Linked DNA regions of Homo sapiens: region 1 is linked to region 2. The links are chromatin loops, found by intact Hi-C in ENCODE. Cell type or tissue: thyroid gland. All regions are shown on one strand.

Region 1 (8,000 bases), 94 kb before region 2:
TGCTGGAGGCCGATGGGGAACCCAAGTAGCCCAGGCCCTCCTCTGCTCTTTAGCTGGGGAAGGCTGAAGACAGCTTGGACACCTTTCTCTGCATTGCTTTTTGGCTTTCTCTTACTGTCTGATTTCCATACTTAGCAGGAGACTTTTTAAATGGTCAATGACTGGCTTCCCTTTGGGGAAACACATGACGATGATGACAACATTAAATTCAAATTTGTAACTTAAAAACGAACAGTTTGTTGACAAAGATGTGACTAAGTACCACACATACGCAGATATATGCCTTTGGGTTTCCATGTGCAATGTGGGCCAGGGCCAGAGCCAGGGCCAGGGCAGGCTGCAGCTTCTCTGGAGATCTCTGAGCCAGCCTCAGCTTTGGTGCTCCTTACCCTGAGCATCTGGGGCCAGTAGCTTTATAAACTTCCCTTAAGTGTGAACAACAGGCACCTTGGGGCCGCGGGAACAGTCCTTTTATGAGCATTACCCTGCTTTCAGGGGCTTAGCTCAGACCTGCAAAAGGAATGTGCTACAACTTTTCACTCATAAATAATGGTCCTGTACGTGGCAAGTAAGAGAACTCAAAGAGGAATCAATGCCAGAGAAAGAACACACAGCTCTAAAACCTTTCTTCCTTCCTTTGCCGGCTGGTGTGAGGTTCCAGTTTGGTGACGAGAGAGGCAACTATTTGGTTGGTGAAAGGCTTGCAGATCGAGAGAGGACGTCAGCTGTTTGTTTCACATGAGTTCTGATCCTTGGCAGAATCTGTGGTGGGGCACAGCCTGGGGGCGGGCACAGCTGAACCCTCGTGCAAACACTTGTCCATGGAAGAGACTTTTGCCACAGCTGGAACTGCTGGGCAGGCACAAATGCACCTGCCAGAGATGTCCTGAGAAAAAGTGTCTGTTGCAAAATAATAATTAATAATACAAATAAATCTGAATGCACCAGGAGGAGAGGAAGCAGGACCGGTTACCCAGGTTTGCCCTGGGATTCTCTTAAGGCCTCCTCCAGTTTCTGCCTAAACTTGTCATACTTCTTTTGCACTTGTTGGATTTTGTCCTGCTCCTCTTTTTCCAGGATTGTTAGGAAGTTCTGAAGTTCAGGGATGGAGAAGGCATCCCACTGTGAGGCGAGAGGGAGATTTGTGGGAAGAAACAGAATAGGAGACAGGTTAGAAGTTGACACGACCTGAGAGACCCTGCTGCCTTCCCCTTCCCAGTTCACATCCGTGATTCACACACAGTTTGCTACTGAACAGACTGAATCAGCGAAGCCTGGGCTTTGCATGCCTGTCATAGCAGCAACAAAATTCCAAATGCTGGCATCTCATGACCAAGAGTTGCCAGTCTATGAACCATGTTTTTATTTTGAAACTCAATAATCTTAAGTTTCTGTGTAGCAGCCGAGATCTTGACAGTGATGCTGGAACCACCCAGCCTCCCAACATGCAGACCCTCAGAAAGCAGGTGGAGGAGTGGAACGTGGACTCAGGAGACCGGGGTTGGGCCTGACTCCACCTCTCCCAGCAGTGTGACCTCGAGCACAGCTTTCCACCCTTCTCAGCCTGTTATCTGCTGGGAAATTGGGGTATCTACCTCCCATGACTGGCAGAGCAGATAATGAGAGCCTGACTGGCCCAGGCCTACCCCTAAAGGACTTGGCCTCTGATGGCAGAAGGCAATTTGGACTTCCATCAGGCTGACCCAAGAGCACAAGCCCTGTGCGGCCAACAATTGAGACTCCTAAGCTCTTTGAGCACAATAGAGTACTAAGGTTTATCTGGTTTGGTCCTCGCTATGGATAAGTGAGAAACCTCAAGTCCACACAGGGAAGGTGGCGTAATCACAATCACAGAGCTCATTGCAGCAGAACTGGAACTAGAGCCCAGGTCTCCACACTTCAAAGTGCCTGAGCTTTCCACAGGGCCAGCAGCATTCAGCTACTGTCCATGGAGTACTTTTTCCAAACATATTCTGCACAGATGCCAATAAAGAAAGCAGATGGGAGCAGAGCGGCCCTTGCTGAAATGGGGAGAAGGGACAGAGTCCCAGCTGCCTTGATCCCTAAATCTCCGCAGTGACTCCCAAAACTCCTTAAAACTCTAGGCCTCCACTGAACACAGTGTGACAAACACTGAGACCTTCCCCTGTTGGTCATTCTCAGGCCATGGGTGGCACCGGCCTGGTTTTACTCCAGTTTATGCCACAAGACTACACACTGGTTAGCTCCCCTTGGGGGATGGAGGTCAAGAAAAGGGAGGACAAATGGCTCAAAAACGTCTATACCCAGTGGAGCCCAGAGATGGAGCTTGGTAGCCCTCGGGCCATTTTGAAGCAAAAACAGCCTGTGCCTGAGCACAGGGAGTTTCTTGGTCCCCCTCCTCCCTGAGTTTTCAGAAATAAAGCACATGAAATCCTTTCTTTCCACAGGCCTTGCCACACACAGGCCCTAATGTGCTACCCCAGGGTGTTCAGAGTCCTGGCTGAAACACTGACCCCCAGGCCCATCACCCACCCCTGCTCACTCTCTCAACAGTCACCTTCCTGCCCGTGCTGCGTGGCTCCCACCTATGTGAGGTAGTTAGGACAACACCCACCTGCACCCACCCAGGGTGCCCTAAGGCCTGGGTTTGCACAATGGGTCCAGACCTACCTCTACCTCTCCAGTTTCATTCTCCTTTAGCACAAAGCTGAGGACCTCCGTGTCAGGCCCAGCAAGCAGGCGCAGGTAGAGGGGGCGGTCAGCAATGGAGAGTTTCTGGAAGAGCACTGCAAACCAAGAGAGGGTGCTGGGAGCTCTTCCCAGAAAAGAAGGGCGGGGCCCAGGCTTGCGGGAAAGGATTGGAAATGCAGAGGTGGGGTACGTACAACTGGAAGTAGACACGGGCCTTTTAATGAAATGAACATGACAGTAATGAACAGGGCAATAACCTTTTATCTTGGGTGTCTGCTCAGAGTTTAAAGCATGATTCCATTCACATCATCTCCTGAAAGATTAGGAATGGTGGGGCAGATTCCTCCCATTGCACAGATCAGGAAATGGGAGCCTAGGGTGTGGTTTTCCTGAAGTCACATGCAGAGTCAGGGACTCTGCTCTTGCCTCCCTGCCCGGATTCCACAGATCTGAACACCACATGGGCAGCTGGACCCCTGGTGCTCAGGAGAAGCCCACAGCTCCCACCCAAGGCCGGCAGGAGTTTTAGTGGGTGGGCTTGGACACAGGTAGGAAGGGAACGGTCTGGTTGGGTTCACTCTTTCTCCTACCTTGTCCGTCCTTGTGTATCCGCTTAAAAAGTGCAAACTTCTGGGGATTGTCCACAACCATGAACTTCTTGAGCAGCCCCTGGATGACCTCACTGACGGTGGTGGTGCTGCTGATGTGCAGCTGCTTGATGGCATCTAGGGGCAGGTAGAAGGATGTCCGCTTGTCCGTGGTAGCCGCCAGGTTCACCTCCTTGATGGCATCATAGATGGACTGGGGCCGGATCCCAGCAGGCACCGTCACAGGCCGCCGGAGTTTCAGATGCACTTTGATGAAACCCGTGTAGGTGCCGTCTTCACTCTGCCAGCGGGGGCATGTCACAGGGGGTCAGGGCCGTCCGCCTTGCATGATCATATCTGCCACTCGGGGCCATTGCCCCAGCAGCACCCACCTGTCTCCTTGAGTTCTTTCCTGCCTCTGCTGACGTGGGAGAGCTGGAGGAAGGAGCAGAGATCCCTTTCCCCATAGTGGGCTGGGAGAAGACCCTCAGGATCCAGCTACCAAAGAGGACCTGTGGGGCTGCAGTGGATTTCCCTCCCAGGAGGCTCAGGCCAGCTCCCTAAACCTCCTGTAACCAGTTGCCTTTGGTGAGTGCCCATTGTAAGAGGCAGGGTGTGGGGTAGCCACTCTAGTTTGTACCTCTGAACCAGGCAGGAAGCAGGAAGGCTCTATAATGAGGGCCTTGGAGAACCAGCCCACTAGATTTCCTCCTGTATCTCTTTACTAAGAAACAGCCTTTAAGACTTAAACCTAGGTGCATTTGTGACTGGATTTTCTGGTGCTCCATCTGGCTGAACCCCAAAGAGCCAGCTGATGCCAGCCACCAGCAGGGGGCAGTGTTTTTCTACCTTCTCCCCTCCCTATTGAAGACAGCCTTTCCCAACTGGGTGCTAAGTTGGGTGCCCTCCCCTCTCTGAGAGAGTATGTCCCTCTCTCACAATCGAAGGGGTAGGAAGGGGAGCAACTAAGTCCCATTGTCCTGGCTCCCTGGAGGCCAAGCAATACTGGGCCCTTGGTCATTACGTACCGTTTAATCACTTAGTTTACACTGAAGCTCAGAGGAGGAGTTAAAAGAGCTTCCCAAAATCACAAGCAAAAAATGAGAGTCAGATCTATTTCCCTAAAGCACATGGAGGCCACTGAGGGCTCTGGCTATCAGCCTTCCAGACCCCGGAGGCCTCTGGAGGCCGGAGGAAAGGGAGGGGACCTGCCAGGGAGTAGCCACAGAATTCAGAGTGAGGGCAGAGGCGCCAAACCCGAAGCGGGTGGTGGAGCAGGGGCCAGGTTGAGGGTGGACGGGCGCTTACCAGTTTCATGCCCAGGCAGTTCTTCTCTCGCGTGTTGTAGCTGTCGATCTTCTGCTTGATCTCCTGCAGTGTGGGCGGGCGCTGTGTCTCCTCCACAGGTTTACAGACATTCTGGAAGAGACACAGAAGTGGAGGTGGATGTGTAGTAGTTCTCAGGGTGAGAAAGGGAACAACCACGCCCTCCCCAAAGCCTCTCTAACCAAGAAGTGAGCATCCAGCCCTGCAGAGTGGAACTAACTGCACGGACTCGGAGTGAGACAATGAGAGGTCAAATTGCAGCTGTGCCAGTGTCTAGCCAGCCCTCCTGGAGAAGTAACTCAGATTTCTCTAAGCCTCAGTCTCCTCATCTGTGAAATGGGAACAATACCTACTGCACAGGCTTGTCTTGAGATTAGTGTGAAAGCGTCTGGCACTCAGGCACTGACTATGAATCTGGTGAATGAGCAGAGCCGCATTTGCTTATGGAAAGCTGCTATGGAAAAGATGCTTCTTTGATGCTATGGGAGATGCAAAGAAATACAAGCCATGGTCTGTCTCCTCAAGGAAGTAACAACACAGCTGGAGGGACAGGCGTCTACCCATGGTGCCAGTATATACTACTGATCGGGAAGACAAGAATTCTCTTAGATCCCAAGGACCAAGGACACATAGAGACCAGTCCAGGCCCCACATCACTTGCCACAGTGCTTTTCACATAGCAAGAAGTAAATATCTATTTGTCAAATGAACGAGTGAACTGGCAGGGATGAAGGGCTGTAGCCCCCTCTACCATAAAAGAGGAGATAAACCGCTACTGGGCACAGGGACACCTAGAATTTACTTAGCACTTCTTCTGTGCCAAGTACTTGGCATACATTATCTCATATGATTCTCACAAACCAGAAGTCTGTAAGATAGTTTATTACCCCATCTTACAGGTGAGACTATTGAGACTAAGAGAAGTTTAGCAACCTGCCTCACACCCTACAGTCAGTATGTACAGAATGAAACAGAAATTCCAGGTCTGTCCCATTGTGTTCCTCCTGTGAGACCATGTGTTCATTCTTCTCATATGTTCCCAGATGCCCTCCTCCTCCCACCCCCTGGGAAGGATAAGTGAACAATGAAATTGAGGAGATTGAGGTCAATGGCCCTCACCTTGTAGAGACAATACAGGGGTGAATTCTGGGGTCGAAGCCACTGTCCCTCAGTCAGTTCTCTGGCTCTCTCTCAAGTTCACTGTTACCCACCTCCCGGTTTTATCTTCACACTGTCCCTGAGTGGCTGGGAGTGTGGGAACTGGTTGGTCAGAACCCACCCAGAATTTGCCTGACGTTCAAGTGTAGCAGACTTGGGGTGGATCAGGATTCTCCTTTGGTAAATGAGGAAACTGAGGCCCAGTGAGGGATGACTCTGACACCATCTGACACTGTCCTGTGGGTGTCTGGGTTTGGCTGGGGAATTTCACAGCTGCCGCGACGTCACATCACCACCCCGCGGAACACAACAGGGCCCCCCCTCCGTGACAGAGCTTTGCCCTACCTTCCTCCCTTCAGCAAGCCATGTGGGAGACACGCCACCCTGAACAACCTGCCATCACTTCCTTCCACTTTCCAATCCCACAGAACCGATGCAATGTCAGGCTCTGGCTGCCAAGAGGAGCTGGCGTGGCTCCAGCCTCCCACCTCCAACCCCTCAGCACAGCTGACATCCTCCTTTCTTTCTTTCCTTCCTTCCTTCCTTTTCTTTCTCTCTCTCTCTCTCCCCCCTCTCTCTCTGTCTCTCTCTCTTTCTTTCTTTCTTTTCTTTCGTCTCCCTCTGTCACCCAGGCTGGAATGCAGTGGCACGATCTTGGCTGACTGCAATCTCTGCCTCCCAGGTTCAAGCAATTCTCCTGCCTCAGCCTCCCAAGTAGCTGGGATTACAGGTGCGCACCACCACACCCAGCTAATTTTTGTATTTTTTAGTAGAGACGGGATTTCACCATATTGGCCAGGCTGATGTCGAACTCCTGACCTCAAATGATCCATCCGCCTTGGCCTCCCAAAGTGCTGGCATTACAGGTGTGAGCCACCGCACCCAGCTTCTGACATCCTCTTTCCATCATGGCATCGTTCCCTGGCCTGTCTGCTCCCGCTGTACTCTCCCCAAGGGGTCCTGACCTATTAATAACAGCCTGTGCTGGGTACTTTCACATACCTTCTCTTACATACTATGTATGTCATTCTTATTTCACAGATAACAAAACTGAGGCTGAGTTTAAGAAACATGCCTGTGGTCCCCTGCTAGTAAGAAGCTAAGTAGGAACTGGAATCAAATCCATCTAAGGCCCATGCTCTTCTCAATTCACCATGTAGCCACCATGGGACGGCATCTTTTGCTGAAGGGGCCGGCCTGCCACACCCATAATGATCACTGAAACTCTGTGCTGCGGGGCTGGGATGAGCAGCTGTTAAACCAAAGCCTGTAAGTTACCTGATCTGTGAAATGTTCATCTAAGATGAGTCTAAGCAGCGGGTCAGGCCCCAGAGGCACCATGTCACCTGTGAAGGTGGGAAGGAAGGACTTCTAACTCAAGTGAGATGCAGCCACCAGGATGCAGGGCCCAGCCTTCTCCTGTGTGCCTTCCCAGGTCTCTGGAACTGAACCTTGATTCTGTTGCAGACCACCCAAGGGCAAGCAGCTCTGGCCATCTCCCACTTGCCGGAGGTGAGTAGCAAGTAGTGTGAGCCTCACAGACTCTCTTCATTCACTGTCAGTCCATTAACCCGGGGACTCTCACAGTGAAGCCTCTCATTTTCCTCATCCCTTCCCTTGGGTAGCTCCCAGAGCTCCCCATCCTCAGTCCTTGCCAGCTGAGCACATGTCTATGGGACCAGATGTGCCTGACCCTGGCCCTACCCCTATACCTTCCCGCTGGGAGCTTCTAATTAGAAAGACCCCGTTGTCTGGTTACTATTATACACTCACTCTGTCTCTGACGCATGTAGGCTATTGCTCCTCAGGAGGTAATAGCTTTCTCATACTTGTCTATAAAAAATAAGTAATGGAAAGAAAATTCTAGAAGCTTCGGAAAGATCTCCTCTCATAGTTTCCAATCAAGCTAGAGCCATTTCCCCGTAAGAAAAGGCAGCTGTGCTGTGGCTTTCAAAGGCTTGATTTTGAATACAGTGAGAAGCAAAGCTGCCTTAGCCTAGGGTTTCTTCTTCCTGTTCCCCTTTCTTCAGCAGATAGACCCATCTATCTCTCCCCTTCCCACCACAAACGCGGGGAAGTGACGCAAGTGGCCACAGGCACCTCTGCCTTCCAGGGCTGACTCAAAAGACAGCAGCCCTGACCTCACCATTCTGAGGCCTGGCCCTCTGGCTGGTGATGGGAAGCCCTGTCTGGGAGTGCCAGGAGCCCCGTGTGTAGCCAACACTACGAATGTCACAGCCATGGAATGCCAGCACC
Region 2 (8,000 bases):
GATTCAAGCAATTCTTATGCCTCAGCCTCCCAAGTAGCTGAGATTACAGGTGCCTGCCACCACACCCGGCTAAATTTTGTATTTTTACCAGAGATGGGGTTTCACCATGTTTGGCAGGTTGGTCTCCAACTTCTGGCCTCAAGTTGATCCGCTCACCTTGGCCTCTCAAAGTGCTGGGATTACAGGTGTGAGCCACCGCACCCAGCTAGTCTCTTTAATCTTGCCTCCTAGGCCTGGCATGACGCCAAACCCCTCAGGCTCTAACCTCAGCATACTCTGCTCCCTGCAACCCCCTTCCACACAGATACACAACCGCTTTCTCCCCAGCACTTACTGGAGAAGCAGGTCCTTTCGTGTAGGGCTGGGGTAAGGAGCTATGGGAGGCGGCGAGGCCTGAGCCCCCTTTGCTCGGTCCTGAAGGAGCTGGTGAGATAGCTCTTCCAGGAGCTGCAGGGAAGCCATACTTTGGTCAGCAATTAGTAGCCAGCTTATGTGTGGCTGGGTAGGGGGAGTGCTGGAGGAGGGGAAGACATGGGTAACAAGCGCCCCAGCCTGCATCCCCAGAGCACCTAGAATCCTTCTGCCATGCCCACCTTGCTGAGACTCTCCTGGACCCCCTGGGCTTCTGTGTTACAGGCAGCCACAGAACAGCCAACCAGGCGCAGGTGGTTCCTGGTCTCGTGCACCACCCTCAAGAGAACACACAGAGACTTAGAATTAGAGCAGGACTCAGCCCATTCCCCAGGGCTCGCCTAGCTGCCATCGGATCCACACATGGACACAGGTGGGTCCCGGGTATTTGCCTCCCTCGCTGCCTCTGCCCTGCCAGCTGTGCCCTCCACGCTTGCCCGCCCCACTGCAATAATGCAGAAGCACACAGCTGGCTGAGGCTGGGAGGCCCCCTTCAGAGCCGTAGTGTGGAGCACCAACAACATGCATGTGGCTGGGGCTGGGTGACGCATGCCACCTATGGTGAGCGTGGCACCAGTCAGGCTGCAGAGAGGCAGAGGATAGCCCACACCAGGGCTCTCAGTGTGGGGAACTGCCCACGCTCTCATTTCCAGTGTGAATTCTCTTCTATCTCTAAGTGGAGTGAAGGAACAGGAACATTTTCCCCAAGGCCCAGAGCTGTTAAATCAGGGGTTGGAGGTCAGCCCTCGCCACACATTAGAATCACCTGGAGAAGCTGTACTACACTGACATCCAAGCCCTGCTCCAGAGCAATTACACCAGAATGTGTGGTGGGTTGGAGTAGAAGAAGCAGGCATTGGTATTCTGATATGAGGACGGGTGAGTGCCAAGGTCTCAGCCCCATAACAAGGTGAGGTCCTACAGGCCTCAGAATGTGGTAGCACGTGGGAAATTGTCCTCTCTTCTCAGGAGGGGCCAGTGTTCACACAGGCAGGGGATGGAGAGTGGGCCTGATCTGAGAAGGCGGAACCCAAAACTCCTGAAGGGGACAGTGTGACAGAAGGTTCTACTTAAGGGCCACTGCCACTGTCCTTATCCCAGGGGCACCTAGTGTTCTCCTAAAGGAGACTTCTCAATATAACCAGGTGGAACGGTAGAAAGAATCCAGATTTGATTTGATTTTACCCCTCAAAAGCCCTGAAGAATCTAGATTGTAGAGGCAGGCAGAGCCACATACGAGTCTTGGGTCTGCCACTTACTAGCCATGTGATGTGCAGAGGAGACCTGTTCTCAGAGCCTCAGTTTCCTCACCTAGGAAATAGGGTGATGATATCTACTGTATAGGGCAGGTGTTGTAGGAGTAAATAAGCTGAGCTACAGAAATCTCCCAGCCAACTGCCTGGTCCACCCAGGGACAGAAAACCACTCCTCTGCTCACACCCCTTCACTCACTCCTCCCTCTGCCTCAGGGCTCCACAAAGCCCTGGGTCCTCTGAAGCCTAGAAGGGCCAGGCCAGGCCCTGGGCTCCAGGAGCTCAGGAGGGGCTGTTACCTCATCCTCTTGCCGTGTGTGACTAAGGACGCTTGATACTTCTGCACGCACTCCTCCTGGAACACCTGCAGGAGTCTTTTGGCTAAATGACTGAAATTCACCCTAGAACGACAGAGAACCAAGGTGCAGATGAGCTGCCAGAACCACTATGCACAAGCCCACCATCCCTCAGTCTCCGTCAGTCTCCGTCACCACCTTGTCGTAAGTGCCCAAGCCCTGCGTCCACAGCAGGGCTATGTCTCTGGGAAAGGAGGAAGGACGGTCACACACTTGGATTGTGAAGGTTGCAGTGGCCAGCAAAGCCCACATCAACAGGGAGACGTGGGAGACACACAGGGGGTCCTCAGGGAACACACATGTGCTCAAGCTTAGTCCTCAGGAAAGGGAAGGGAAAGTGAGGCAGCCGTGGAAAGAAGGTGTGTGAGTGCGTGTGTGTGTGAGACAAAAAGGGGTCGGGGTGCTTGTAGAACTGGGGGAGTGAGTTCCCAGATAACCATTAAATCAGGGAGGGCCTCCTGGACGTGAGTGTGTCCGGGAAACATGGGAGACAGAGGAGCGGGGGGAGGCAGGGAAGGTTCAGGCAGAGGGCAGAAGCAGGAAGTGGTAAGTGGTGCATCAGTGAGGACAACTAGAGAAAAAAAAAGCCTGCAAACAGTCTTGTCCATACCAGAAGTAAATCCAGTTACTTCAAGATTGCATCTGAGAAGTCTCCCTCCAACTAAGCTATGCATACTCCCTCCCCTGGCCCCAGATAACCTGTTATCCCCAACTCTGCTCAGCTGCAGTCCGGGACAGGGCCCTTCACTGCCTCTCCTCTGGCGTTGAGAATCGCTCTGCCCTGAGGACACCCACCCTCCTGCCCACCCACCTGCCGGAGGACAGGCCACTCACTTATCCAGCTTGTGAATCTGCTCCTCGTTGTAGCCAAGCCCTGGAGGAAACAGACAGAACAGATGTCACCTATTCAATCAGTCAACGAAACAGTGTGCAGCAAAGGTCGAGAGACAGTTAAAAGATGAAGACGGCCCAGCCTGTGCTGCTTCACGGGAACTCACCGCCCAGCGGAGCAGGAGGGGCAGAGGAGTGAAGCTAGCACCGGAATAGCTGATTAGGACAAAGCCAGGGCCTCAAGAAGCCATGGGGAAATTGTGTGAGGGCCCCAGGGGAAGGCAGCCTGCAGTGCAGGGCCGGGGTGGGGACGTGGGGGATGCTTCAGGTGGGAGTTGGTGGATGAAGTGGGCTTAGAAGGAGGCTCGGTCAACCATAGCCCCTTATCCAGCACCCTCCCAGAGTGACTGATGCCTGCAGCTGGGTGGTCCCATCCCTGAATGTTCATGGGCGCTACCTGCAACGAGCTGGAGAAATCAGGCCACCACCTTCTACCTCCCCGCTCTGCCCAGCCACTTTTGCCAGAAAGGCTGAAGCTTTCATGGCCTTGGCTGCCTCCTGAAGGGCCCTAAGGCTCATGCACTAGGGAGATGCTGCCCCCTCCTGGTCTTCGCAGGAATGGGCCTCCAGGGTGGCGGCAGCCCCAAGATGAAATGATGATGGCGGTTCACTTCGAGGGCCTCCCCATCCCACTCCTCTCATAGCAGAGTCCCCCTCCTGGGCCCTGCACTCGGCCAGCTAAGAGCATGTGTGCAGTCCGAGAGACCTGGGACAAACCTCAGCCCTTCCTCCTGTTGGCAGGCGGCACTAGGCGAGTGATTTCACTTCGCTGAGCCTGTCTCCTTATCCATCACAGGTGCCACTTGGGAGTCCCGTGAGGCTCATGCGAGAGAGCCTGAAGACCACCGGGCATTTTAAAAAATGGTATCTTTCAACACGCTGGGTTTTAACAGTTAGGGGTTCATTTTTAATTTTATTAAAGGACTCTTAAAGACCAATAGAAGTAAAACTCCTTTGAGGCTGTAAAATGGGATAGTTAAAAGCAGCTGGACCTAGATTACTTGGGCTACTTAACCTTTCTGTGTCTTGGTTTTCTCATCTATAAAATGGGGAGGGTAATGATGCCTAGAGGTTTTGTTATTGTTGTTGTTTGAGACAGGGTCTCGCTCTTGCCCTGGCTGGAGTGCTGCAGTGGTGTGATCTTAGCTCACTGCAGTCTCGAACTCCCAGCTCCCAGGCTCAGGTGATCCTCCCACCTCAGCCTCCCAAGTAGTTAGGACTACAGGCGCATGCCCACGTCCAGCTAGTTTTGTTTATTTTTTGTAGAGACGGGGTCTTGCTATGTTGCCCAGGCTGGTCTTGAACTCCTGGGCCCAAGTGATCCTCCCGCTTCAGTTTTCCAAAGTGCTGAGATTACAGACATGAGCCACTGCACACAGCTCCATGTATGTGTGTGTGTGTATATATATATATATATATATATATATATATACACACACACACACACACACACACATATACACACATATATAAAATTTAGTTTCCCAATAGAGATGTGTTATAAATGTTATATATATGTGAATAATATATATATGAATAATATATATATGTGAATAATATATATATGAATTATATATATATATGTGAAATATAAAACAATGAAGTGATGGGAAAGCATCCTGTAGTCCCAGCTAGTCAGGAGCCTGAGATGGGAGGATGGCTTGAGCCCAGGAGGTTGAGGCGACAGTGAGCAGTGATCATGCCATTGTACTCCTGCCTGGGTGACAAAGGCCCTGTCTCAAATATATATATTAGCATGTAATCAATATAAACAGAATTGCTAAGGAAATAAGTTATATATTTATGTGTATATATACACGTGGGATTTTGAAGATAACACAAAAAGAATATAAGGTATTTCCTTAGTGATTTTGTTTATATTGATTACACGCTAAAATGACACTGGATATATTGGGTTGAATAACACATTAAAATTAATTTCACTTGTTTCTTTCTACTTTTTAAAAATTGGCTACTAGAAGACTTAGAATTACATACGTGTCTGGCATTATATTTCTATTGGACAGTGGTTTTTAGATAATCCCAAGGAGAGAAGAGAATTTGGCAATAAAGCCCAAGACCTTCAGCCTACAGATTAGGAAATGCTTGGGGCCTGGGAGAGGAGGGGGAGGTTTGGTTCCTGGTGTGTTAGTTCCCCAACCTGAGGAGTCAACTGGAGCCTCCGCAGGCTCCCTCCAACCCCCTCACCAGCCCTCCCTGGGTCCCACCCTTGCACTACCCCACAATGGCAGTCACTTTGGACAAGCAGCTTCCCACCCCCGAGCCTGTAAATGGGCTGCCCCTGCCACAGCATCCTTGTGAGGATTAATGGATCAAGCAGCCAAAATGCCTGACCCAGTGACTCAAAATGGGACTTCTCCTGACCCCCCCTTTTCTGGAAAACCTGACTGTCTCAGTGTCCCAAGGACACAACGGATAGTGACATTCTATACTTTAAAGTGCCCTGCCAAGGTGCGAGATCTCTTTCCAGGACCACCTCTCCTACAGCACCCAGGTCCCGGCCCACTGGATCCCCCAACCATGTGATCCAAGTCTCTCATGTGGCAACAGGCAGGCATGTAAAGGTTTCATGTCCCCCACTGGCCTGCAGGCAGCTTGCAGACAGGGGCCTTGCCCCTAGAGCAGCTGCACAGAACCATCCGCTTAGTGGGCCTCCAAGAACCACCAGCTGGAGGTTAGCGGCCACTTAGCTGGAGGTTAGTGGCCACTGGTAGCACCAGTGAAAAGGAAGAAAGGCGAAAGAAGGGAGACAGAGGAGAGAGAAGGGGCATCTGCCCTCCCCGGGCTCACCTGGCCTCATCCTAGACTTCTTGAACTGTTTGTAGATGAAGTTCATCTTGTCCAAACAGCACTGAATCTGCTGGATGCTGTGGGCAGGAGACAGGGACCAGGTGTTGGAAGAATCTAATAGCACAGAGGAAAGAGGGAGGGAGGGGAAGGGTGGCAGTGGAATAGGGGAGGAGCCTCACAGCCACAGTTTTGGGGGATCAGTCTGGGAGTGGAGGTGGCTGTCCCGTCTCTAGGCTTATTTGAGACCCCGTACAGTCAGCCAGCCGTCTCTCGTTCTCATGGCTTATTCTTCCTCTCTCACACACATGCACTCGCAGCATGAGTTAAGTAGGAGATAAGAGAGACAGGAAGCCAAGCAGGACGGGCAACAGGAACGTGGCCTTTACTACCTGAGAAGTTGTGAGACTAGGCCCTGGGAAGGAGCCTAGGCCCCTGAAACCTAAGAGCGTGTCTGGCAGTGACAGCTGGGGATAGAGGGGAGCTAAAATCTCTCTCTGGTCAACTGGAAAAAGCAGAAGAATATAGCTTCTTGGTTTACCCAATGTGTGGCACACAGCAGAAACTTAACATAAATAATGAATCAATAATCCTTATTGAAAACAAGAATGAATCAACAGGCCTCGGTCCTGCCCGGAGGCGGAGGAACTGGGGAGATGATCTCCCGAGGACTTTCTTGTTCTGGGGTTGAAGGTCATTATTATTTCTTCCTTCCCCTTTTCAGGCTGGAAACAAACACTTTGTTTGAGAAGTCGGGAGTGTCTGGGAAAAGTTCTTCCTCACCCACAGGCCTATGTAGCTCCACTTCCTCCCTGCAGCACCTCCAAGTGACCCCATCTCTGCTATTTCTGGAGCTTGACTCTGAACAGAGCACAGGCTTGTTCCAGGGCTCTGCCAGCCGAAGGAGCCTGCCCCGCCAGGAACATGAGGGTGGAAGATGAAGTGGCTGGGACAGGCCTCAGATCCACAGCCTTCATCCAAAAGACAAGGCCTGGGATCCACAGCCTTCATCCAAAAGGACAGGGCTCAGATCTGCAGCCTTCATCCAAATGGATGGGGCCTTGATCCTCAGCCTTCATCCAAAAGGACAGGGCCTCAGATCTGCAGCCTTCATCCAAAAGGATGAGGCCTTGATCCTCAGCCTTCATCCAAAAGGACGGGGCCTCGATCCACAGCCTTCATCCAAAAGACAGGGCCTGGGATCCACAGCCTTCATCCAAAAGACAGGGCCTGGGATCCGCAGCCTTCATCCAAAAGGATGGGACCTCGATCCTCAGCCTTCATCCAAAAGGACAGGGCTCAGATCCACAGCCTTCATCCAAAAGACAGAGCCTGGGATCTGCAGCCTTCATCCAAAAGGATGGGGCCTCGATCCTCAGCCTTCATCCAAAAGACAGGGCCTGGGATCCTCAGCCTTCATCCAAAAGGACAGGGCCTCAGATCTGCAGCCTTCATCCAAAAGGATGGGGCCTTGATCCTCAGCCTTCATCCAAAAGGATGGGGCCTCGATCCACAGCCTTCATCCAAAAGACAGGGCCTGGGATCCGCAGCCTTCATCCAAAAGGACAGGACCTCGATCCTCAGCCTTCATCCAAAAGGACAGGGCCTCAGATCTGCAGCCTTCATCCAAAAGGACAGGGCCTCAGATCTGCAGCCTTCATCCAAAAGGACGGGGCCTCAGATCTGCAGCCTTCATCCAAAAGGACGGGGCCAAATGTGCTCTGAATTGAGAATCGTCTTCTGATATCAGAAAGGCAATTTGGTACCCACACAGTGTATTGTGGAATGGCCCGAGCAGGGCATCAACTCCTAATCAAACACATTCACATCTCCAAAGAACCACAAGAACATTCACCGTAAGTGGGATAAATTCTATAAAGAGCCTCATTCGATTTAGGTCAGGTTTTATGGCCAAAACAGTTAAGAAAAACTCCTGTGGTGTTCAGAGCTGTTTGAATTTAGAATTGAGGCCATGGGATGATGGATGGGGATAGGCCCAGATTACAGTAGGCACCAGCAGAGAATGGGGAGGAGGTCCGCGCTGGGTACCACCCATCCCCTGGTCAGAAGCGGCAAGGTAGGCAGCGGCTCCCCACAGTCAGCTGGGGCCTGGGGGAGGGGGGTATTTTTATGTCTGTTAAAAGGGAGAGTGGTGCCTTAAAGGTTGTAAACCCCTGCCTGGCATAGGCCAAGAACATAGGCTTTGGAGGTGGACAGACCCGACCTGAAGCCACCTCTGTCATTTGTCATTTACTGGCTGTGACTCAGGGTAAGTTAACCT

The links. Peaks named below come from ENCODE experiments on the same cell type or tissue, not always from the same donor. Only the 100,000 strongest peaks of a DNase experiment are listed, where the experiment ranks them.
Region 1: a loop joins it to region 2, with 5 times the contacts of the local background. A loop is called at or near these places in 106 of 110 quality-filtered maps.

Annotation. Positions count from the first base shown.
Region 1 is chr1:206,579,948-206,587,947 of GRCh38, reverse strand. RASSF5 (Ras association domain family member 5) reads right to left here. Exons shown (of 6, transcript NM_182663.4): 3 at 4,569-4,679; 4 at 3,264-3,561; 5 at 2,653-2,768; 6 at 1-1,122. The coding sequence ends at 970. It also overlaps a transcript of EIF2D not described here. Among named protein-coding and RNA genes, the nearest start is that of EIF2D, 29 kb to the left of the region's middle. In thyroid gland, CTCF peaks have their summits at 3,881 and 4,084 (motif pointing right); a DNase peak (open chromatin) is centred at 4,107; H3K27ac peaks cover 628 bases.
Region 2 is chr1:206,485,713-206,493,712 of GRCh38, reverse strand. It overlaps IKBKE (inhibitor of nuclear factor kappa B kinase subunit epsilon), which reads right to left. Exons shown (of 22, transcript NM_014002.4): 16 at 5,723-5,799; 17 at 2,855-2,894; 18 at 1,964-2,065; 19 at 594-690; 20 at 335-447. IKBKE-AS1 (IKBKE antisense RNA 1) reads left to right here. Exons shown (of 2, transcript NR_172918.1): 2 at 637-2,597. Among named protein-coding and RNA genes, the nearest start is that of IKBKE-AS1, 8.0 kb to the left of the region's middle. In thyroid gland, a CTCF peak has its summit at 3,460 (motif pointing left); a DNase peak (open chromatin) is centred at 3,442; H3K27ac peaks cover 2,247 bases.